Regions from separate parts of the Homo sapiens genome. Here all the other regions are linked to region 1. The links are chromatin contacts, found by Hi-C or POLR2A ChIA-PET in ENCODE. All regions are on one chromosome and are shown on one strand. The core of a region is the stretch at or near the end of the contact, and the rest is flanking DNA. Distances in the headings are between cores, read along the strand shown. Region 1 overlaps NRDE2 (NRDE-2, necessary for RNA interference, domain containing). Region 2 overlaps TTC7B (tetratricopeptide repeat domain 7B). Region 3 overlaps TTC7B (tetratricopeptide repeat domain 7B). Region 4 overlaps TTC7B (tetratricopeptide repeat domain 7B).

What was found. Hi-C counts contacts between places; a loop is a spot of excess contacts on that map. ChIA-PET counts read pairs that join two places held with the same protein, here RNA polymerase II (POLR2A). Pooled maps may share reads with other maps.
Region 2: a map of aorta shows a loop between it and region 1 (5-fold over the local background). The contact joins two enhancer-like sites. A Hi-C loop is called at or near these places in 6 of 168 maps with a recorded cell type or tissue (Caco-2, Calu3, aorta and 3 more) and 13 of 50 pooled maps.
Region 3: a map of sigmoid colon shows a loop between it and region 1 (2.5-fold over the local background). The contact joins two enhancer-like sites. A Hi-C loop is called at or near these places in 2 of 168 maps with a recorded cell type or tissue (esophagus muscularis mucosa and sigmoid colon) and 1 of 50 pooled maps. POLR2A ChIA-PET finds 5 or more read pairs at or near these places in 1 of 52 experiments (RWPE1).
Region 4: a loop to region 1 is called in a pooled map, with 2.1 times the contacts of the local background. The contact joins two enhancer-like sites. A Hi-C loop is called at or near these places in 5 of 50 pooled maps. POLR2A ChIA-PET finds 5 or more read pairs at or near these places in 3 of 52 experiments (AG04449, activated T-cell and activated naive CD4-positive, alpha-beta T cell).

The regions. Positions count from the first base shown.
Region 1 is chr14:90,296,792-90,302,750 of GRCh38, reverse strand. It overlaps NRDE2 (NRDE-2, necessary for RNA interference, domain containing), which reads left to right. Exons shown (of 14, transcript NM_017970.4): 6 at 1-31; 7 at 1,379-1,512; 8 at 4,371-4,491. Among named protein-coding and RNA genes, the nearest start is that of NRDE2, 32 kb to the left of the region's middle. Within about 2 kb of position 2,015, at least 9 of the 41 ENCODE cell types and tissues checked have a DNase peak (open chromatin) inside an H3K27ac peak, as active enhancers do.
Region 2 is chr14:90,597,419-90,603,103 of GRCh38, reverse strand. The region is part of intron 17 of TTC7B (tetratricopeptide repeat domain 7B); the gene reads left to right. Among named protein-coding and RNA genes, the nearest start is that of TTC7B-AS1, 42 kb to the left of the region's middle. Within about 2 kb of position 3,507, at least 3 of the 41 ENCODE cell types and tissues checked have a DNase peak (open chromatin) inside an H3K27ac peak, as active enhancers do.
Region 3 is chr14:90,723,975-90,729,515 of GRCh38, reverse strand. The region is part of intron 5 of TTC7B (tetratricopeptide repeat domain 7B); the gene reads left to right. Among named protein-coding and RNA genes, the nearest start is that of TTC7B-AS2, 29 kb to the right of the region's middle. Within about 2 kb of position 2,600, at least 6 of the 41 ENCODE cell types and tissues checked have a DNase peak (open chromatin) inside an H3K27ac peak, as active enhancers do.
Region 4 is chr14:90,673,713-90,679,162 of GRCh38, reverse strand. TTC7B (tetratricopeptide repeat domain 7B) reads left to right here. Exons shown (of 20, transcript NM_001010854.2): 9 at 2,503-2,640. Among named protein-coding and RNA genes, the nearest start is that of TTC7B-AS2, 21 kb to the left of the region's middle. Within about 2 kb of position 1,287, at least 3 of the 41 ENCODE cell types and tissues checked have a DNase peak (open chromatin) inside an H3K27ac peak, as active enhancers do.

The DNA.
Region 1 (5,959 bases), core at 766-3,265:
GCGTTGCCTGGCACGGAAGAGGCCATGTTTGGTAAGGAGATAACCAGATCCAGTTACGTGGGAGGAGTTAGACTTTCTTTTGGCTTTACTTGAAAATGAAGATCTATTTTTGATTTATTCTAGAAAAAGTCTAAATTGTTTGATAGAACTGATTTTTTTAAAAAAGTATTACGACTCTTTTTGATAACAAATTTGCCCCCAGCTCCCAGGGCAGGTGGGGGCAATAGGGCCAGTAGAGTTAAGATATCACTGGACAAGGTTCTGCTGATTAGCCAAGTAAACATAGGCAAGTCTCTTAACTGCTTTGGCAGTCGGTGGCCTTATCTGTCGAGATGCATGTACCTGTCTCACCCAATTGTAGGGTCCCAGGCAGTAATGTCCGTGAGATGCCCTGACTGGGAACCACTGCATAAATAGAAGTTTTGGGTATTATTATGCTGTTAACATTTTTGGTGTGTCCTGAAGGAACCTGGAACATTAATTTTGACAGTAATGAGATGTTGGAGGCTGCATGTTATGCAGAGCCAGAGAGTATCACTTTTGACCTTGAATCCTGAAGGGTTTGCCCTTCACTGGCTCTCTTGTGTCCTTGGGCAGGTCCTCTTTGAGCCCCAGTTTCTCCATCAGCAACAATACTATAAACCTGCTTTACAGGACTGTGTTGCACAGTAAACGAGATAATCCATGGCGAGTCTAGCTCAGTGTCCGGCACAGAGCAGGCATTTATTTGATCACAACCCCTGTTATTGAGTATTAATTACTGTTGGCATCTAAAGATAGAAATACATTGCTCTCAAAATATAAGCATTTATCACACTGACACAGAGTCTTGAATTTGTCACTGTATGTGATCTACACAAATAGCTTAGTGTTATTTAGTAGCTGGAATTGTACCAAAAGTAAGATGAACTGGAATGTTCAGACATGGAACCTTGATTTGTTTACAGCCGACTCTGAACATAGGATGAAAGTTGCTGGTGAGTAATGCCATCTAGTGATCAACTGAATACAGCTCTTTGCTTTCTGATAAAAATCTGCTACGCCATCCTTTTTCTATAATTTTTCTTGTGATAATGAGCTGTGATTATTTGATAGCATTCAGACCAACCTCTTGACTTATTTTTATGTACTATATATAGTTTTTGTTGTTAATATTTGTGTTCTGTGATGCTTTCATACAAAAATTAGAACAAACATACTTGGATTATAATACTGTGTGAGACGCTTTAAATCAAGACATGTATCACAGCTTTGTAAATTAATAGTGATTGCAGGTGAAAGGTGTTCTCAATGTGTTAATTGCCTGTTTTGAGAAGTTAGGTTCTTTCCCTTTAACGGTATCAACCAGGCTTCTTCCCCTTTGCCCTCCTGTTCGCAGCACTCTTTCTTCAGCAGTGCCACTTTCTGCGGCAGGCTGGCCACTCTGAGAAGGCCATCTCATTGTTCCAGGCCATGGTGGACTTCACCTTCTTCAAACCCGACAGCGTGAAAGATCTGCCTACCAAAGGACAGGTACCCAGCTCTGCTCGCCTCATCTCTCTCTTCCTGGCTCTTTCTCTGGAGGGAGAGGGGGAAGGTGTGGATAATGAGAGGTGGTGTGGATAATGAGAGGTGGTGTGGTAGTGTTTTTAAAATATCATATCCTCCTTTATATCAGTCTGCTGAGGAGGAATTCTCAGAAATAGTCCAGTGATCTGAGGAAAGTTTTGTAATGAAAATGGTGAGATGTGGATAGGTAAAGAAGCTTCCCCCTCCTTCACAACATAAAGGCTCTCTGAGGACTCACCCTCCCACCCTGCCTGCCTGCCTGCCTGCCTGTGTTCCTCCTTTCCTTTTCCTTTCCCTGCCCCCTTCCCCTCCCCTTCCTCCTCCCCTCCCCTCCTCCCCCCCATCCCCTTTCTGCCTTTGTTTAAATGCTGATTGGCTCCCCTAGTCAGGGAAACAGTTGTCATGCCATTTTAAACCTTGTATTACTCTCTTCCACCCTTACACATTCTAGTTTGGGTCTTGCATCACTTCCTCAGTTAACCTTCTAAGTACCCACAATCTTCGCTAGAGTTGCAAATGAAATTACACAGAGATACCTTGTCAACAGTGATCCTTATTGGGGAAGGGTTAATCCTTTAGATGACAAGCGAGCATTGCCAATGTTTGAGATAAATGAAGATAAGTGAAGAAATAAAGAATTTTTATAGAGCTATGTATATAAGAAAATGTATCTTTTCCCTTTTTCCACTAAATAAAACTCAGTTTTCTACTCTGTAAAGATGTCTAGTGGAAGATAAATAGAATATATGAGTTTATGGTGAACATTCAAAAGTGTTTCTTGAGAGGCCAAGGCCTCCGTCATGTGGGAGTTTCATGAATTGCCAGTAAAGACCATTTTTATCATGATGCTACCTCTAGAAAAAATTGGATTAAAGAATTATACCAGTTAAATTGCTATAATCAATCATTAATAAACCATATAACAGAGTAATTTTAAGACATGCTGTGAGATTTTAAGAATAGGCTGTACTACAGAAGTGATTCTCAGCTGACTCTAAGGAACCTTGTGGGTCAGGATCAGAATTTCTCTCACCCCCTCCCCCTGCCCCTTTCCTAAGACCCTCTGTGATAAGAACAGAGTGATGGGTGGAGGGTTCTGCCTACAAATGTGACCCATCGAAGACCACTGCTCTAAAGTGTTGGGAGACCCCGATCCTCGTGCTTGAGGTTTTAAACACGAATAGCACATGTGATTCCAAAGCATTTACATGACAACTTTGGAATAAAGTTTCTTATTTACTAATATTCCATATTGCTTTTATAACTGAGAGACGTTGTTACCGTGAACACAGTAGCGTGATTTAACACAGGCAGGTCTGATATTACTGGTCTGCGTTTCTGTGGAATAAACAAATAGATTATACTCATTTATCACACTATTTAAAAAAAATTTTTTTTCTTAAGTAAACTTTCTTTCTTCACTCTTACAAGAGCCAGACCTCTAAAGAGGGAGCGTAGTCGTCCTGGTTCCCCTTTCTGAGGATGACTGACGTGTCAGGACGTTTGCCCTGCCCTGACGTGACTCTCCTGGAGGCAATACTCCTCCAGGCGTGTGTGGCATTGCCCAGGGCTCAGGCTAGATAATCCTGTGGCTCATGGCCCATGCTGTGCCCACTGGAAGCCTGCTTGTCCTCTTCAAAAGGTTTCTTACAAAAGCTTTCACTGAGTAGGTTATTGGCTCACTTTCACAGTCCTGTTTCCAGTTGATAACATGATCACGTTTCTGTTCATTGCTGTGTTCACATTCTGTTCCATAGGGAAAGATTTATTGCCAGTGAGCTGCTTACCACACACCTAATGCTCGAATGAATGAGGGAGGTGCTAATGGGGCCAGGCTTTAAAATGCAGACCTTTAGGCTGGGCGCGGTGGTTTAGGCTTGTAATCCCAGCACTTTGGGAGGCTAAGGTGGGCAGAGCACCTGAGGTCAGGAGTTGGAGACCAGCCTGACCAACGTGGAGAAACCCTGTTTCTACTAAAAAAACACAAAATTAGCTGGGTGTGGTGGCTCATGCCTGTAATCCCAGCTACTCGGGAGGCTGAGGTAGGAGAATTGCTTGAGCCCGGGGAGGTGGAGGTTGCAGTGAGCCAAGATCACACCACTGCACTCCAGCCTGGGCAACAAGAGCGAGACTCTGTCTCAAAAATAAAAATAAAAAATGCAGACCTTTTTACTCCCTGGTCGCCTGCCTTGTTCAGATCTGTGCCAACAAGCGTTTATTGAGTCCCTGCTAGGCAGTAAGTATTGTGCCAGGTGTTAGGAATATATAGTTACTTAAGATATGGTTGTGTCACGTAGCTCATGGTCTGTCTTGTTGGAACCTTCCTCTCAAAATATCTTGAAAGCGGCATGACTTTAGGAATTAGCTCGGGGGTCCAGTGATACTAGGTGAACTGGCAGTGCCACTGTCCCTGGTTAGACTGGCCTGGCAGGATAAGAACTAGGAAACTACTCCCTTCCTACCCATCTGGAGACCCTTCTTGCTGAACCTCAGCTGGTCTTTTTGTAACCTAATCCCGGGAGTGACCCCCCATCACTTTTGCCATATTTTGTGTGTTGGAATCACTAGGTCCAGCTCACATGCGAGTGTGAAAACCACAAGGCAGAGGTAGGGTCATGGGGGCTATCTTGGAAGCTGCCTGCCACGCTAGATAGATCTTTTTTCTATCTTGGGGTGTGTAGCATGTATCTACTTCAAAGACTGATGGCAAACATGATTTCAAGGATCATAAGCTTCTCTTATATCCACCAGCGCGGATTTTGCCCACTGACTCAGCAGTTTTATACAAGTGAGGTCTAACGTCCATTCTAAAATCTGAACAGGTGGAATTCTTTGAACCCTTTTGGGACAGTGGAGAGCCCCGGGCTGGGGAGAAGGGAGCCCGAGGCTGGAAGGCGTGGATGCACCAGCAGGAACGAGGTGGCTGGGTGGTCATCAACCCAGGTAAGTCACCTCTCATTGAAGACGTGTACTTCTGTTTCTTCTGGAATTTGTTTTTACATCCTCATGATTATTTATCTGCTTAAGCTATTTATCAGTAGCTTCAGAATATTGCACAAACATCAAAATGTCAAAAATGTTAAGTAGATGTCATGGGTTCCCCTTAGAAGTTTTAAAGCAGTGGACTTATTCCTTCAGTACATAATGCTTTGAGGATTTGAAAGTTTCTGTAATTTCCCTTTTTCCTTTTATAGGCTGCAACTGAAGAAGGAATCTTGTTAATAACTGCCCCAATCCTCATTCTTTTTTTTTTTTTTTTTTTGAGACAGAATCTCGCTCTGTCACCCAGGCTGGAGTGCAGTGGCAGGATCTCAGCTCACTGCAACCTCTGCCTCCTGGGTTCAAGCAATTCTCATGCGTCAGGCTCCTGAGTAGCTGGGATTACAGGCTTCTGCCACCATGCCCAGCTAATTTTTGTATTTTTGGTAGAGATAGGGTCGCCATGTTGGCCAGGCTGGTCTCTCTGGTCTCAAACACCTGACCTCCAGCGATCTGCCTGCCTCAGCCTCCCAAAGTGCTGGGATTACAGGTGTGAGCCACCACGCCCGACCCCATTCTTTTTTAGTGTGTATTTCAGACAGTCTTTTTGTTATCCTGTCAGTGTACAGACCAACAGATACTTTGAAAAATACCTTTTTAGGACTATTATAAAGTAATTATTACCTAGCATTTACATAACTGTCACTCTAAATGACCCCCAAATACTTTCCAGATTTATACTCTAATACAGAGCTGCCCAATAGAAATATAATGTGAGCCTCTTGTGTAATTTCAAATTTTCTAGTGGCCACATTAAAAAAGTAAAAAGGAACAGATGATGTTAATTTTGATAGTGTATTTTACTTAATCTAGTATATCAAAACATTTCAGTATGTAATTAGTATTTTAAAATTATTAACCAGAGATTCAGATGCCAATTGCATGCTTTAAAAAGAAAAAAAATTATTAACTAGGTATTTTGCATTCTTTTTTTAGTACTCTTTGAAATCTGGTGTGTATTTTACACTTTTAGCAAATCTCAGTTCAGACTAGCTACTTTTCTTTTTTTTCTTTTTTTTTTTTTTGAGACAGAGTCTTGGTCTGTTGCCCAGGCTGGAGTGTAGTGGCTCGATCTTGGCTCACTGCAACCTCCGCCTCCCAGGTTCAAGGGATTCTTGTGCCTCAGCCTCCCAAGTAGCTGGGATTACAGGTATGCACCACCACGCCCTCCTAATTTTGTATTTTTAGTAGAGACAAGGTTTCACTGTATTGGTCCAGGCTGGTCTGGAACCTCTGACCTCAAGTAATCCGCCCACCTCTACCTCCCAAAGTGCTGGGATTTCCGATGTGAGCCACCGCACCCAGCCCAGACTAGCTACTTTTCAAGTGCTTGATAGCCACATATTAATGGTGACGTATTGGACAGCACAAC
Region 2 (5,685 bases), core at 2,258-4,757, 300 kb before region 1:
GGAGCCCATCCCTCCTGAGATCCTAATGCATTCAGCGCAGCTTGGGTTTATATATGAGGAGGCAGTATTGATCTGAGAAGGACTACAAAAGAAGGCATTGCAGGGAAAAAGGCCAACTCTGGGTGTGCAGTGGGTGGTGAGAAGCACTCCTGGCACTGATTGGAAGCATGAGATGCCCCGTCTTCCCAAGGCGGGTGGCCAGTAAATTTTAGGTAGAGGGAACCAGTTGGATCTTGAAATTTTTGTAATTAATCCAACCATTATTGTTGCATAGGAGAGCAATTCTAACTGTTAATTTTTCTAAAAATAAGCAGACATCATAAAACTTAAAAATGTATCTACCAAAATTTAAAGGAATTGCTTAATTCCCTGGATGTAGGATCAGTGCTTTTTTTTTTTTTCTTTTTGAGACAAGGTCTTAGTAGATCAGGCTGGAGTGCAATGACACGATTACAGCTCACTGAAGCCTGGAACCCCAGGGCTCAAGTGAGCCTCCCACCTTGGCCTCTTGAGCAGCTGGGACACCATGCACACGCCATCATACCCAGCTAATTTTTTAATTTTTGGCAGAGAGGAGGCCTCACTGTGTTGCCCAGGCTGGTTTCCAACTCCTGGGCTCAAGCGATCCTCCCACCTCGCCTCCCAAAATGCTGGGATTACAGGCGTGAGCCATCACGCCCAGCCTAACAGTGCTTTTGGCAGTGTTTAAGTCATTAGTGACTTGTCACATCTGCCAAAGGATGTTTCTTAGACCACTGATTCTCTTTGGTCAAATATATTTGGACGACAGTCCATCTCCTGCCTAGTGCTTCATAGTTCACATTAACCACATTAAATGTTCTGAGAAGTCCCGCACTTTGACCCAGTGTTCCCAAACTAATGTAATCGTTTTTTCCACCCTAGGAAATCAGTGTTCATGGATTGCATTTGGGGAAATGCTGGTGGATATGGGGATCCAGTGCATTTGAATGACCTGAGCCTTTAGCTTATGGCAAATACTGCCCCTCACCCTTAAGAGTTGATTCCACCCTCTGAAATCCAGCTCAACCTAGATGTGCCTTTATTTCTGGCCTAAAAGCAGTCCATAATAGAAAAGAGGTATGTGTTGGTGCTGTCATCACACATTAGGTGCTTCATAAAAGAGATTTCCCTGCCAGGTTCCTCTCACCATCAAGGGCCAGCTCTGGAGTCACCCGGCAACTCGCCGCATCGCCCTGGGCCTCATTTCCTCATCTGTAAAAATGTAAATTCCATAGTTATTCTATGTACACCGCCCTTATGATTTGGCAGCCATGGATCCTGGTTTTAAGGGCGAGTCAGGTGCCTTCCCCCTGAGTTACACCCTGGGCAGCTAGGACCAGAAGAGTGGAGGTGGCTGAGCAGGATTGGAGCGAAGCAGCAGGGCTCTCTGCATGCTGCTCATCACTTCTTAGAGGACCCGGGGCGCTCCCCTGCAGGTGCCCTAGCAGTTGTTTTTTTGGAGAAAAATCTGTGCTGATGTTTTATTCCCCTCTCCAAGAACATGCTAAAATCAAGATTACCGACTTGAGTTCTTGGCTCCATTTTTCCTATCACTGATTCTAGTGAAGTTGCTGCTCTCTTTAGCAGTAATTCACCGGGAGAAGAGAGTAAACACGTTAATGAAGAACATACCTCTAAAATAAAATAAGAGTGAGAAAGGAATTCAAGACAGTAGTGATGTTTTTCTCTTTCCATCATGGCAAGCATTTTATTGAGCTGCATTTTCTAACACTCAAGAATGTATATCATGATCAGGAAGTGACTAGTCAATTAGGCGGTTTTAGTCTCTGTTCCTGCTTAATAGAATAAAGTAGCTTTAAAAGAAATCTAGGTATATATGGGAGCATCACTCTGTGATGACTGTACCATTTTTGAGGGGTGGTGATTTTTAAAATTCAGCTCTAATATAGAACCTTTTTTTGCTATTTTAATTAAACTAAATTTAATATAATTCTCCTTAATTAGTTCTGTAGTATCTTTCTTTAAACAAGATTGAGTGGAATGATAGGAGACTGACAAGCCAACAGTAAGTGGCACTCAGGTAGAAGTTGGGGAGTGTGTCCAGCATTAGAATATCATCCCAACCTGGGAGGCTTTCCCCAGGACGCCGGCAGTCAGGCACTTGGAGGCTCAGAGAGCCTTCCCCAGGCAGAAGGCACTTCCACCCCAAGACACAGCCTCATGAATATGCATCAGGGAGGGTTCAGGTGGAGATGGAAGCATCTGCCCAATGTAGTCCTCCAGAAGGTACTGTCTCTAGCGCAGAGCCACCGGCAGCGGCTCGCTCTGACAGCTGGCACCTTCCTGCATGCGTGTGAACGGCTTCCCTCCATGCTTTCTGTGTGACCACCTGGCCCTGCCAGCACCCACCAGCAGCATGCTGCGCTAGCCCCGCATGCCCACCGGTGATGACATGTCCCCGGCCCTCCCTGCCTTACTGGGGTCCTTCCCTGGAAAGAGCTTCCCCCTTTCAGGACAAGACGTGTGCTGTCAGGTTTAAACGGTGCTTGATATTATGTTAAAGTCAGTGGGAAACTGATCCCGTCTTGGGGCTATGAGTCTTAATCCTTTTTTCACTTGGTGAAAAATGGAAGTGTCTACTAGAATGGTGACCAAGGTGATTTATTTATCAGAGGAACCCACAGCAGGAGCCCTCATGGTTGGTGGGACTGGGTGGGCAGCGGCCCCGCCCCTGCTGTCACACTGGGGGACACAAGGCGCGAGGGCAGCTCCCAGGGAAGCAGCAGATGGAGAGGAGAGCTGTGACAGCGCGGTGCAAGGAGCCACCACCTGGAGTCGCCTCCTCAGAAAGCAGGACTACCCTACAGCAAAGATGGGAATTGTCCTAACTCCCGGGCACCAGGGAGATGAGGGGACAGCAGTTATGTTTTTTAAAAGGTATGGAGAAATATGCCTGCTTTGAGGGCCGAAGTGGGAGTGGACACTCATGCCTCTTCCTCTCCCTTCAAGAAATAAGAGACAGTCAACACTAACTCCTTCGCCTCCTCCCGTCCTCAGCCCCCAGGACATTCTGGTTCTTCAAGCACAGGTGACACACAGAGACAGAAGGGCACAGAGCTGCCAGCAGTCTGCAGTGTTGGACTGATTTATTTCCAAGCCCTATCTTGAGAAACAGAATTTTTTTTTTCCTGTTAAGAAATGAAAATTCTAAAGCAAAGCTAGCTCACAGAATGCTGAGTCACTCAGATTGCTGCTTAATATTCAGGTTCTTTAAGAGATGGAACTGCTGCTTTTTCGTATTATTTTAATTGTGAATAAGTTGACAGAGAATTTGGAATCATTTCAGGGTCAAGGGAAAACAGGTACAGCAGAAATTCATTAGCAGCAGGTGATTTCTGCATGCCCACGACTGCAGTGGCTCAGCTACTTGTCAGAAAAATGTGGGGAGGGCAGGTGTCTGCCGCTGCAGCATTAGGCAGAAAGAATGTGGGTGCCAAACAGAGACGGGGCTTGGGGTGTGGCCACGTGCCATCGTTCCCCCATGTTCACACTCATGAGGCATGGAGTGGGTTCTCCAGGGCTGGGAAGCAAGGAGCTGCCCCAAATCCTGCCAGCCTCATGTGAGGTGGTCGGCTGACATCTTTTGGTAGAGGATGTTTTTCACACGTCATGTAATGTGGCTGTCCGTCGTTCCTGGCACTGGAATGCTCGCCAAGTCACCGGGTGGGCAGGATTCCATCTGAGAGAGATCCAGCTCATCTTCTATGTGCTGTGAGGGGAGAGGGAAGGCGAGGGGTCCTTCAGACTGCAGCCACTTAACTGAGGCCACCAGACAGTTAGAAGGAGAGCTGGAATATAATATATCCTATTTATTCGGCAACACTTGCGTGTGACAAATACAGGGATATGAAGCATAACTAAGCCACTTAATTTATCAGTTATGCTTTTTCCTTTGTCTTTTTCTTCTCTTTTTTTGTTTGAGACAGAATCTCGCTCTGTCACCCAGGCTGGAGTGCCATCTCAGCTCACTGCAACCTCCACCTCCTGGGTTCAACCGATTCTCCTGCCTCAGCCTCCCGAGTAGCTGGGATTACAGGCACCCGCCACCAGGCCCGGCTAATTTTTTTTGTATTTTTAGTAGAGACAGGGTTTCACCATGTTGGCCAGCCTGGTCTCAGACTCCTGACCTCAAGTGATCCACCCGCCTCAGCCTCCCAAAGTGCTGGGATTACAGGCGTGAGCCACCACGCCCAGCCTGTGCCTTTTCTTAACAGAATTATTGGTGCTGGGATCCCTTTGGATGATGAACTTTGGTGGAAGAGGGCTCACATGTGATTGCCACAGCTGAGGTCTATGTGAAATTCACCATAGGTGTCATGTGCATTGGAAAAAGGATTTTTGGAAAAGCTTCACCTGCAAAGGCAATATGAGCTAGCCGTCCCAGTGTCCTACTTGGGGCAGGCAGGGTTTCTCAACAGCCCTCAGTGTACAATAGGAGCACGGGTCAGAAAACCTCAGGAAGGGTTCAGAGCTTGGACTCATGGTGCCCTGAGATCAGTGGCCTTGGTTCCTCTTGGTTCCTGGTCCTCTTGGCCCGTGAGGAAATGCCTTCCCATCACAGTTTCTAGGTCCTCGGCTGCCTTCCCCCCTCCTTACCCCCATGCATGGTGATGGAGAGAGGAGCCTAGAAGGAAACCCTGGCTCAGAATGTTCTTCAGGTGGCACTTTGCCTCTGTATCAGGTGTCCAAGATAACATTTTCGATTGAGGATCTAGGTGGGAGGGCAAGGAAAGCCATTGGCTTGTGGAAATGCAGATGGCCTCCGCTCCAGGACGTCACACGCCCTTGCACCATTCGGGCCGTTTGACGACAGACCTGTGCTAGATTTCAGAGCGAGCTCTCACCTGCCTACGTCAGCCCTTGGTACAGTGGGTCTTGCAGTGGCTTTTCAGAGCCCCTGTGTCCTGTGACTGCGGGGAGAGGCGCATTGTCTCCTAGACGGAGCACGGCAGCCGCTGCGCAGCACACAGTCCTGTGGGCTCTGGCAGTGGCGGGACCTCTTGAAGCTGGGTGGCAGATGAGAGATGCACCATGGCCCAGGTGCTCTCCCTGGCTTACCTGTTGAACCTGATTATTTGGAAACTTATTTCTGCAGAGCCTTGGATTTCAAATTGGAAATATGTCCTATATTCTAACTTCTGATTCCTTTTTCAAGCCTCAGTTTGCCCATTTCCACCTTAAGTTAATAGTGCTCTCATTCTGATGTACGATGCAGGAACATGTTTGCCGTGGTGAGAAAGAAAGGGGTTCTTTAAAAATGTGCTGGTTAGAGCCAGTGTTTCCAGCTGTTTACCTATATAAGTCAAAATCCAGTGTCTATATAGTCACTTACCATTTCAGTTCTATGAAACAATAAAATACAGTACAGGGTTTTTTTTGTTGTTGTTGTTTTGTTTTTTTTTTTAGATGGAATCTCACTCTTGTTGCCCAGGCTGGAGTGCAATGGCGCAGTCTCAGCTCACTGCAACCTCCACCTCTGGGGTTCAAGCAGTTCTCCTGCCTCAGCCTCCTGAGTAGCTGGGATTACAGGTGTGCACCACCATGCCCCGCTACTTTTTGTATTTTTAGTAGAGACAGGGTTTCACTATGTTGACCAGGCTGGTCTCAAACTCCTGACCTCAGGTGATCCGCCTGCCTCAGCCT
Region 3 (5,541 bases), core at 1,351-3,850, 430 kb before region 1:
GTGCTGATTCTGTTCCAAATCTCTTCAGTTATCCCTTGTTTTGACATTGTGCTGCAGGATAGATGTGCATGAAGACCAACAGTAGGTATCTGGTTCCTCTGTAGCACCCCCGTAGGCTTTGCATGGGAGGCCCCTAGAGGCCCGTTCCCCTCCTCTAGAGTAGTCCAGTAGTGCTTTGAATGGCAGAGGGGACCCAAGCCCCAGCCTCTGGAAAAATGAACAATGGAGTTGCTCCCTCTTCATTTTTAAGAGCTTCAAACCTTGGGGCATGGCTCTTGAAATTGGGATTTCATCTGCCTGGTGGCCCAGAGCCGCATGCGTCCATTTCCCATTAGTTGAAAATAAATGCCTATTTTTCAAGTCCTATTAAACTGCTTGTGAGAGAAGGCCTGCTTTGGTCCAGAGGCCTCTGGCTGAGGTCCACATGGCCTACAAAAGGCTGTGACACACACCCCAAGGTTTGCAGCAGCTCAATGGCCTTGGCACAAAGATGCTCTTGCATTCGATCTCATCTGCCACTGATTGAGATCATTTGAGCAACGGTGCACGTCCCCTAAGCTAAGATGAAGTTCTGTTTTCTTTGTTGTTATAAATAGAAGGAGAAGAGAGGGAACATGGAATATTTTTCTAGTGATGTTTCTTTTCCCTTTTCACGATAAATGGTGGTCATCACGGAGGAGCTCCCGGCCCTTGCCCTCCTTCTCTCTGACCTGTGTCTGTATGTGTTAATATGGAGGTCCGGACCCGGGAATTAATCCCCCTGGAGGTCCCAGGGGTACCATACCCATACGTTCAGTTGAAAATGTTTTGTGTGAGATTAATAAGAGTGGGTTGGGTAATTTATTTGCATCTTTGAAGCCTGTTCTTTGGGGAGAAAGGAAGACTACTGGGCCCTGAGACACTGGCTGCCCACTGGAATCCAACTAAAAAATAATAATGAGAGGTTTGCACTAGGTGATGGATTACATGCCATGGATTGCTTACTGACTCATTTCTCATTTTATTTTACTTTATTCGAGTTCAAGGAAATGCCTGTTGATGTAGCCTTAAGGGACTGCTTAACTTTGAAGCTTTTTCTCTTCTCTTGTCCTCTTGCTCTTCTCTCTGGGCTCTAAAGACCAGTGATGGGATTGGGCCAGGTACTCTCATTCTTTTTTTTTTTTTTTTTTTTTTTTTTTGCGGGGGGGACGAGGTCTTGCTATGTTGCCCAGGCTGGTCTTGAACTCCTGAGCTCAAGGGATCTGCCTGCCTTGGCCTCCCTAAGTGTTAGGATTACCGGCATGAGCCACCACTCCCAGCCCTGGGCCAGGTACTCTCAAAGGTCCCTGTTAGCTGCAGTCCCTGCTGGTGCAACTAGCTCAAGGCTGGGACGGTGCAACAGTAGTGAGGAATTACTTTTAGGAGGTGGAGGTGAGGGCCAGTTTGGGGGCCACAGAATATACCCCAAGGAGAAAAACCGTTGGGAGGTTTTGAACATGCCAAGTGCTGTCAGGGCTGCTTGACCCATACCAGTGGGCTACGCAGGGCCTGAGGGCCACAGCCAGGGCTCATTTGTCACTGGATGCCTACAGCAAGCGGGGACAGAATGGAGGTAACTGCTGTCCCTAAGCACCAGCAGCTTCCCACGCTTCCTTGTGAGGTACTTGCTCCCAGTTGTCTCACTCCTTTTGCTCTTCTGCAGTTTTCTTCTGTGTATCTGAAAGGATATAATGGACAGGATTGACTGATTTTCAGTAGTAGGAAAATACACTAGAGTTTGGCAATAAGAGATGGAATTGATGAAACACAATGTTTTTCTTTAGAAATATACTTAAATGTATACTCAGCTTTTTAGCTGTCATTCCTGAGGACTCACTGAATTATAGTCTTGAATCTGATTCTTCTAGAACTCTCCCATCTTTTCCAGAAGTCACTGCGGAACTGGTGGACTTGGGCATCTCTTTCAGAAAACCTGATGCCAGGACCAGTTCCTAAGCCCCTTCTGATGTGTTAGATCCAAGGGCTGCTTTTAAGTTTGGCTTAAACACTTGTCCTTCATGGTCACTGGTCCTCACAGCGTTGCCGCTCCACCATGTGCAGTGGGCAATGTGAGCAGTATTGCCCCTATTGTTTAGAAAAATTTAGACTCACAGGGGATGTGCCTTGCTGCAGTCACACAGTTCCTTGGGCTCCAGTCCTTTCACCACTGTGCCACTGTGTGGGAAGCGCTGTGGCTCGGTGTGGATGGAGTCGATGGGAGGGATTGACTGTCCATCACCCTCCCTCTGTGAGGGAGCACTTGACCCCGGACAGGACATCGCCCACAGACAGTTCCCAGCCTCTGTTGGTTGGGTGATTTCTCCTAAGGCTTTCCCCCGTGTCTCATCTACAGCGCGTCACAAAGCATCTCTTTCTCCTCGCCCTCCTCTCCCGGCCTCCCTTTCTGGCTCGTCCTCTTCCCTCTCCCACCCCTCTTTTTCTTCTCCTTCACATCTTTTCCTTCCCTTCCTTCCTAGTTCCTCCCTTCCTGGGCTCCCTCTTTCCTTATGAGGCAGGAGAGAACAGCTAGTTGTCATCCAGGCCGGTAACTTCCTCCACCTCCCAGTCCCGAGTCTCTGGGCGCGGTCTGACTTGGAATGTACCCAGATCCATTTCACATCTATTTCTCTTATCCCTCTGGGTGGCAGCAACAAGCCTGTTAAGGCTGAAAAAACATCTTGTTGAGGCTCCGCAGAGGGTGAAAGCAGAACAGTAGCCTCAGAGGGCCAGGATTGCCGCCTCTGAGGGCTCCAAGTCGCCTCGCCAAAGCAAGCGCTTGTGTGAGGGCAGCTCAGGTGCTGGGTTTGGAACCAGCCCTTTCTTCCTCTGAGTCTCAGGTTCTTTATCTGTGTAGTAGGGTGAATATCAGTCACCTCGGAGAGCAGTAGTGAGGAGCAAATAAAAATATGCACATGGAAGCACCTGGTGGGGTGTCAGGCAAACAGCAGGAGGTAAATTGTGACTTCCAATGGTGACGACGCCTGGCTGACTTACCAGCTGAAAGTGGGACCAGATTCAGGTCACGTCCTGGTTGCAGTGGGAGCTTGTGGAGAAGTAGATGACCGAGCCGGACATTGCCAGGGCTTGGAGGCAGGGCATTTCTTTACAGTGGCGCTGGCTTAAGGCAATGCTGCTCAAGGTGCATAACCATGGGCTTGGATAACATTCTAATCACTTTCAGAGAAAATAGGTGGGACTGACTGGTCTGACCGCGGTGGCACTGGGTATTCATTTCACAGCCCAGCTAGCAGCAGAGAAACGGCCTCACCCTCGGGTTCCCCTCGGCCTTCTGAGAAGATAATGTTACTCCCTACTTGAGTCATTGCCGCCAGAATTGCCAGAGAAGCTTGATTTGGGCATGTCAATCAATTTTGGATTTTTACCTCTTTGTAGAGTCAAGGTCTTATTCTATGGCCCAGGCTGGAATGCAGTGGTACGATCCTAGCTCACTGCAGCCTCGAACTCCTGGGCTCAAGTGATCCTCCTGCCTTGGCCTCCCAAAGTGTTGGGATTATAGGCATGTGCCACTGTGCCCAGCTGGGATGCCAATTAGTTACTGCAGGTTGCTTTAGGAATATTTACCCATCTTTTGTAAACAAAGGGTAGCAAAGCACATTTAAAGTAACCTTGCTTCTTGTTAGCTGTGTCAGGTGTCCTGGGTAGGCAAAACGGATTGTAGTGTGTTTTCACTGGCTTTGAATTGATTTTAATTCAGGTGGGGTGGAGATAAATTGATGCAAAAGGCAAATGACTGTCAGCCGGGAGATGCACCCATGGGGTTGTACCATTTTCTAGGTTACATCACCGAGTGCTGCATGGGAGGCCTTGACTCAGAAAGCAGGAAGTCAGGCAGGGATGGTTCAGACCTTGGGCTCCCCTCAGGTACTTGCAGCCAAGCCAGGGAATAAAGTGGTATGGAAGGGCTTTTGGACCTCTGTTTTTATAATCAAACAAATAGACCACTCATCACCACTATGCATCTACTTTAAAAAGCTTTCAATCTTCCCATATAATCTCTTTGCAATTGTTTAGCCCTGCTCAGTGTAACCTAGACTTAGAAGGCAGGAAAAGGAGTCCAAGAGGCCCTTCTGTATCCTATGGGCTGCTGAGGAGGGTGCTTCCTGGGCTTATGTCTCAGATACAACAGCAGCAGCAGCAGACAGGCTCCCACATCCCATGTGATTGTGGGGAGGTGATCATGGTGAGGGCGCCCGCCAGGACGTGAGCATGCTTTGCTGGATGCAGTTGTCTCTCTTGGTGCTTGAGCAACTTAGCCTTTGCATTCTGGCCTTCTGGAGGTCATCTTCCCTCTTGCAGTGGTAGCAAGTGTTCACGTTTAAAACTGCACACTACTTTTGACAGTAGGAGTCCACTGCAGTGAACATAAGAGAATTCACACACGTTTCCTGTAAGCATTTAATAACCACCACTTTTTTGTATGCAACCCTCTTCAAGAGATACGGAGATGAAAAGGAAATGGGCCTTGTCATCTGGCAGATGGTAGAGAAAAGAAAAAAGATGAAGACATAAACATTAGTACCTTTAAAGGTTATGACATGGTTCTGTAAAAGCATAAACAATGAAAGAACACCAGATCACTTTAAATGAGCTGAAGATTCCAGGCCCATTTATTCATGCATTCGAGTAGGGTCATTTGTTCATTCAGTTAATGAGGATTCATTGTGTACCATCCGTGCCAGGGCTGTGTTAGCCCGTTCTCTCATTGCTATAAAGAAATACCTGAGACCGGGTATTTTATAAAGAAAAGAGGTTTAATTGGCTTACAGTTCCACAGGCTCTACAGGAAGCATGATGCTGACATCTGCTTGGCTTATGGGGAGGCCCCAAGAAATTTGCAATCATGATGGAAGGCAAAGGGGGAGCAGGGCCATCACATGGCCAGAGCAGGAGCAAGAGAGTGAGGGCGAGGCAGGGTGCCACATACTTTTAAACGAACAGTTCGCATGAGAACTCACTCGTTATCATGAGGAGTACCAAGGGTGATGGTGCTAAACCATTCATGAGAAATTCACCCCTACGGTCCAGTCACCCCCTACCAGGCCCCATTTCCGACATTGGGGATTACATTTCAATATGAGATTTGGGTAGAGACACACATCCAAACCATATCACAGGGCCTACATTAGGTTGTGGGGACGAGTGGTGAAGAGAAGAGACAAAGTCCCTGCCCTCCTAGAATTCATGGAGAACTGAGTCTCATGGAGAATTAGGAATTAAAATAAGCCATTTCAGGATAGTTGTATGTGTTATCACTGGGGAAGTCAAGGTTGCCATAGAAGCAAACAGGAGCACTGCTCTGCTGGAAGGGCCATGTGATTTGGAAAGGGGAGTGAAGATTTGGAAAAGTGGGCTTGAGATGGTGTAGATGCCTACAGATGGGGAAGCACCAGAGGGACGTTCCAGTGGTTGGTAGAGTGTGGAGTTAGAACTGTACTCGGTATTGTGTGTATTCTACAGGATATGAGACCAGTCTGGCTGGAGTGATGGTTTCTGTAGACATCT
Region 4 (5,450 bases), core at 38-2,537, 380 kb before region 1:
GATAGTCAGCTGATAACTTAGGGTGGTGTCATTTACATTCTCTACTTGCCTTGGTGCAATCAGGGAAGCACATAGGTGAGCAGGCTGGCACTAGGTGGCATTCAAGTGAACGAGTCTCCACAGGCTTCCCCACCGGGTCATCCATGGAGCCAGCTCATCTTGGCCTCCTGGTCAGCATTCCCTCATCCCAAGTTGGGTCCTTGGCAGGTAGTTCCCTTTGGGCAAACTTGGTTGGTTATGGTGTAAAAGTTCTGAAAGCATGATGACTGTACATTTTAGATTACCTGGACAATTCTGATTGAAAACATTATGTTCCACTGTCAGATGATGTGTTCCAGTCTGCAATTTGGAAAACATGGCCACCTCTCTAAAATGCTTGCACTAAGTGGAGATGTCTTTGGAATGATATCTCCAACTCTCCTGCTTCTTAATTGAAGTGATAGAAACTAATAATACTCAAACATTGAGATCCCTTTGAGACAGTCAGATTTGGCTCTATGGTATGTAATTGCCAGAAAAATCTCTTCAGGGGATGTTGAAATCCAGTGATGTCATCAGTGGATATGAAGGATGAGGTTTCTAACCAAAATGATTATGTTCTTCCTGTAAATCATTTCAGAAAATGTAGGTAGAAATCTAAATGAAATTGCCTTTGGAAGCCTTTTTTCCATATCCTTTGACTTCTCGATTGTTTAGTTTTTAGACAGAAAATGAATGTGCTCAATTTCAAAACCAAAATGAAAATTGCTGTGTTTTTTGGATGTCAGAAAATTGTGTTCTTTGTTGGTACTGACTTTAATTCAGAAGCATGAATTTGTCCGTCGCTTCTCCACCTACAAGGTATCATTTAGAATTGTGCTGTTTTCTAACTACAAATCAAATTAGTTTCCCCTAGGAGAATGGGATTATAAGAACTTGATTTGCAGAACTACCACTGAGGCAATATTCTGGGATATTTATTATTTGTGGGTCTGTTTGAGGTTCTATATTGTACCTTTTTAATCAAAAGATACTGATACTTTCTCTAAAAATGAAAAGAATGCATTTAGTATAACTTGAAAGTCTCTCATAAATAGTATGTTTGTTTTGTTCTCTTCCAGGCATTGGTCTCAGTATGGAACATATATAGCAAATAAATAAAATGAGACCATTTGCAACAGGCCCCTGTTTCCTTCAGAGCTGCTTTTTTTGGGCTCAAGAGGGACTCCTAACAAGAAAAACTTAGAATGAAATCTTCAAAAGCAGGCTTGTTTCCGTAAGAGATGACTCACTTTGTAGGAAGTGGCCTGTCTTATATATTCTTATTTGTCTTTGACATTTAACAGCAAGGAGTTTTAAAGTGAGTAAGTACTGATGGGTGGCTAAAAGTAAATGCCTTGGACTCACACACAAAGAAAATGCATTTTGTCTCATTAGTGAGAGGGAAGGTGTGTGTGTGGCCTTTCTGAATGTCAGGGGGAAGATCAACGTCAGCCTGCCGGGACAAGTGACCCCGGAACCTCATGTACCACTTTCACAGGAAAGACTGGGGGGGCCTTTCTCTGCTCCTACAGACAGATGGATCTGCAGACTTCTGTTAATTAGCAGAGGGAAAAAGGCAGGCGAAATCTAACTTTGTTGATTCTGAACTTCCTATTAGGGAAAAGAGGAAAATGAGCTAGCTGTTGAGTCTCAGACATGTGATATATTTGGAGGAATCTGTAGAGAAATTAAATTTTAGAAGTAATGGAAACAAGTTGCTGTAAAGAGCATTTGATTTCTGGATAGATGAGATTAATAAGTTTGAATGTGCCTGATGTATTTCTGTGCTAAGCATAGAAAATTGACGGTGTTCTCTTGAGTCCTCTGTGTTAATATCTTTTAAAGTAAAAATCTGCTTTCTTCTTGTTTTCTCTTATATATCTGTGTTGTGCTTCCTTAAACAAGATTGAACTCATCTTTGTGTTCTGTTCCAGTGAAGATGTCATATAGGGATTTGAATGTTGCTTGGTGATAGAGGAAAAGTAAGATATATCTCTGTAGGACTCATGGAACTTGATGACACAATTGGGTGTTGGGAAATGCAGGGCTGGGAATTTTCTCCCACTCTTTAATGTAGAGCAGAAGCAGGATTCACGAGTGAGGTGCAGCAGGGCCTCACTTGATGGATGATTCGGCTGCTCTAGAGCGCAGCTGCGTCTTCTATGAGGCTGGCTATGAACCCGAGGCCAGGGAAAACTTTGTATCGGCTGCCAAGGCTTCCTCCAGATGCCTGTCGACAGGTACAGGTGCCCTCTAGGTTCACACTTCCAGGACTTCAGTGTTTGGATCATCCCGTATATCATGTTCTGCGGTGCCCAGGGGATTTTGAATAAATAACCCAAGATGACAGGCCTCTGCTCATTCCTACCCTTGTCTCCATTCCCTTCGCAAATTGGTAGGGGCAGGAGGGCCTAGGTGGACTCCCCGCCATGCAGCACTAGGTTCTCTCTCCATCTGCTTCTCTATTCCATGTTTTTTCAGGCCAACCGGGACGCTGTGCTGAGCAGGATACCTGAACACAAGAGTGACCGCCTCATCAGTCTGCAGAGTGCATCTGTGGTCTATGACTTACTCACCATTGCTCTTGGAAGAAGAGGCCAGTATGAGATGCTGTCAGAGGTACAGCTGCTGAGTCTGGTTGACATCCAGGTGGTGGGTGGCAGTTGCACGGTGACCCCAGGGAAGCGCTGTGAGACCTGGTCCTGGGCCCCCCTCTATTAGTGGCAGCCATGTGATCTTGGGCCAGTCACTTAACTTTGGTTTTCTCCCCTGTAGAATGGGCCTTGGGCTAAATGATTAGGTGGTGGAATTGATCTAGTCTTTTACCATGAGAGTTCCATAACCCACCAGGCTGTGAGTTTGTGTGTGAGGGAAGGCAAACATTTCTCAAGCAGTTTCTCTTTCCACCAACTGAAAATCTCCCATCTGTGATATTAATTTCCTCATAGAACAGGTTTCCTTTAAAGTATCAATGTGTACAGTGAAATCGCCAGTGGCCTGACAATTTCAGGCACAGTGTGTTATGTTAGCTGGTATAGACCGTTTCATATAAAGGAGACAGTCTTCTTTCAGAGTCTTTTGCTTGTTCAGAAGGGACCCTCGTGGATTTCAGATCTTGTGCAAGGTACTGTCATCTTCTCACTCCCTCAGTTTCTAAGAAACGCTTAGGATGGAGGCTTGCCTCTTTCACAGTTTCAGGAGAAGCTGGTTCATCCTGGGCTATGGTTATGCATTATTAGGTTCCTGCCCAAAATATCAAATTCTACCATGGTAAGGCTAAATAAATAACAAGAAGATCACTTTATCTTTTCTTTAGCAAAATAGAGAAAAAAAAATCCCTATTTTTTAAAAGGAACTTTTCCATGTTATTTATCTTTCTCTTTCTAAATTTATACCCATTGCAACAGCCTCTGGGCACGAGGACAGGGAATGAAATACAGTAACAGATTGGCTGAAATCAGATAAGTGCCCGACTCACCCTCTAGCCTGCCAGTGCATCGCCACATTAGGCAGGAACCTTGGGGAAACAGATGAGCCTGTGTGGCTTGAATCTTTTTTTAGTCCATGGTTTGGTGACTCTACAGGGCAGTGGTTACTCAGCCTCACAATCTGGCCTGACAAAGCAGTGTGTGCAGATGCCCCCACCACATGCGGCTCAGCCCCGGGACTCAGTCCAGGCTTAGGATTGGCCTAGGTTGCTCATCACTAAATGGATCGAACCTCTCCCGGTACCTTGATTTCCTGGACCCCCCTTCTCCCCACCACCTAAGTTCCTGTCAGCTGTGTCCACCACAAAGCCTGTCACTGGGGACCATGCCACCCAGCTCACAGTTGAATTCCTTTAAGGTGAATTCGTTCCTCCAGACAAAACACATTATCACCTCTCTAGGTTCAAGGATGACAGTGGTACGCACACATCTACTTCCATCCTATTGGGTAGCAATGTTGCCTTTCCCCAGCTCGAAATCTCCTAGGTCCAAAACAAGAGTGAGGAGCTTGAGGTGTCTGGCCCTGTTGACTGGCTGGGTGGTCTCTGCCCCTGGGCTTCCCATTGTTCTGTGAACGTTCTAGGGGGTGGTCATCACCCTGGTGGTTTCCTCTGCAAGCTGTGGCTCCGGGGCCTGTGCCTGCTCCTGGCACAGAATACTAGGACCTTGTTTTCACCCAGATGACTTCTGTCTTGATATCATATGTAGCTCCCACCTCGTGGTGGTCACCTGCCTCCCAAATGACTGGGTAGTGTAGTTGCGGGAACCTTTGCAAGTCAGAACTTCACTCCCCTAGTCACATTGCAAAAGGTGGTGCAGTGCCAAAGGTTGCCTCGGGGAAGCTGGAATAGGAGGGTAGAAGAAAGGCAAATTTGTTACTGTATCTCCCCCAGAGCCTTTTGAATTTTATACCATATCTGTGTTTTATCTTCTAAAAATCTCAACCAACTGATGAAATATATGAAATGGAAGATGTTTATTTCTTCAACACATGTATGTACTATCACCTCTTCTGTGCCAGGGGCTCTGATTAAGGCCAGGGATACAGCCAGGAGCAAGGTGTGGCCCCTGCTCACAAGCTGCCCCCAGCCTGGAGCTGCCAGGTGTGACAAGCAGCTGTGGCCCATGTGCTGACGGGGGCGGGCCCAGCACAAGCTCTGCATGCCTTATCTAGGGGTTGGATACTTGGCTTCAGCCTTGCCTGTGCCTACCACTTAGGCAATTGGAGCGAGCATTCACCAACTGTGTTGTCTCAGATCATCCGACTAAAACGGTCGATGTTGTAGGAGAAAGATGAAAGCTCACAGCATCTCAAGGCTGCCTGGCCCATGGTTGGATAGCTCAGTTACTGAAGATAGGGGTTAGGTCCACCCTTTGCTGAGTGTGGGCCCTCTCTCCCTCCCTCTGTCCGAGGCCACATCCTACTCTGGGTGTCCCACTTGTCTTACTTCCTCATTTACTGGGGTTTTTCTGAATCCACTTTTTTTTCCTCCTCATCTGCCTTTCCATTTTCTCAGGACTTTAATTTAAAAGAGTAACTGGATTTTTTTTTTAATTGAAGTACAATTCACGTAACAAACCTAACCATTTTAAAGTGTAGAATTCAGTGGCATTTAGTACGTTCATACCACTGTGCAACCATCACCTCAAATTGCAAAACCTTTTCCTCACCCTATAAGAAACCCTATACCCATTAAGCAGCCACTCTCCATTCCTCACTCCCACCAAGTTCCTGTCAACTATTAATCTGCTTTTTTTTTCTATGGATACTGATTTGGGGTATTTCATATAAATATAAATAGCCAATATTTGGGCTTTGGTGTCTGGCTTCTTTCACATAGCATAATGTTTTCAAGGTTATCCACATTATAACATGGATCAATATTTCTTTTTATGGCTGAATAGTATTCCGTTGTACAGATCTACCACAATTTGTTTTTC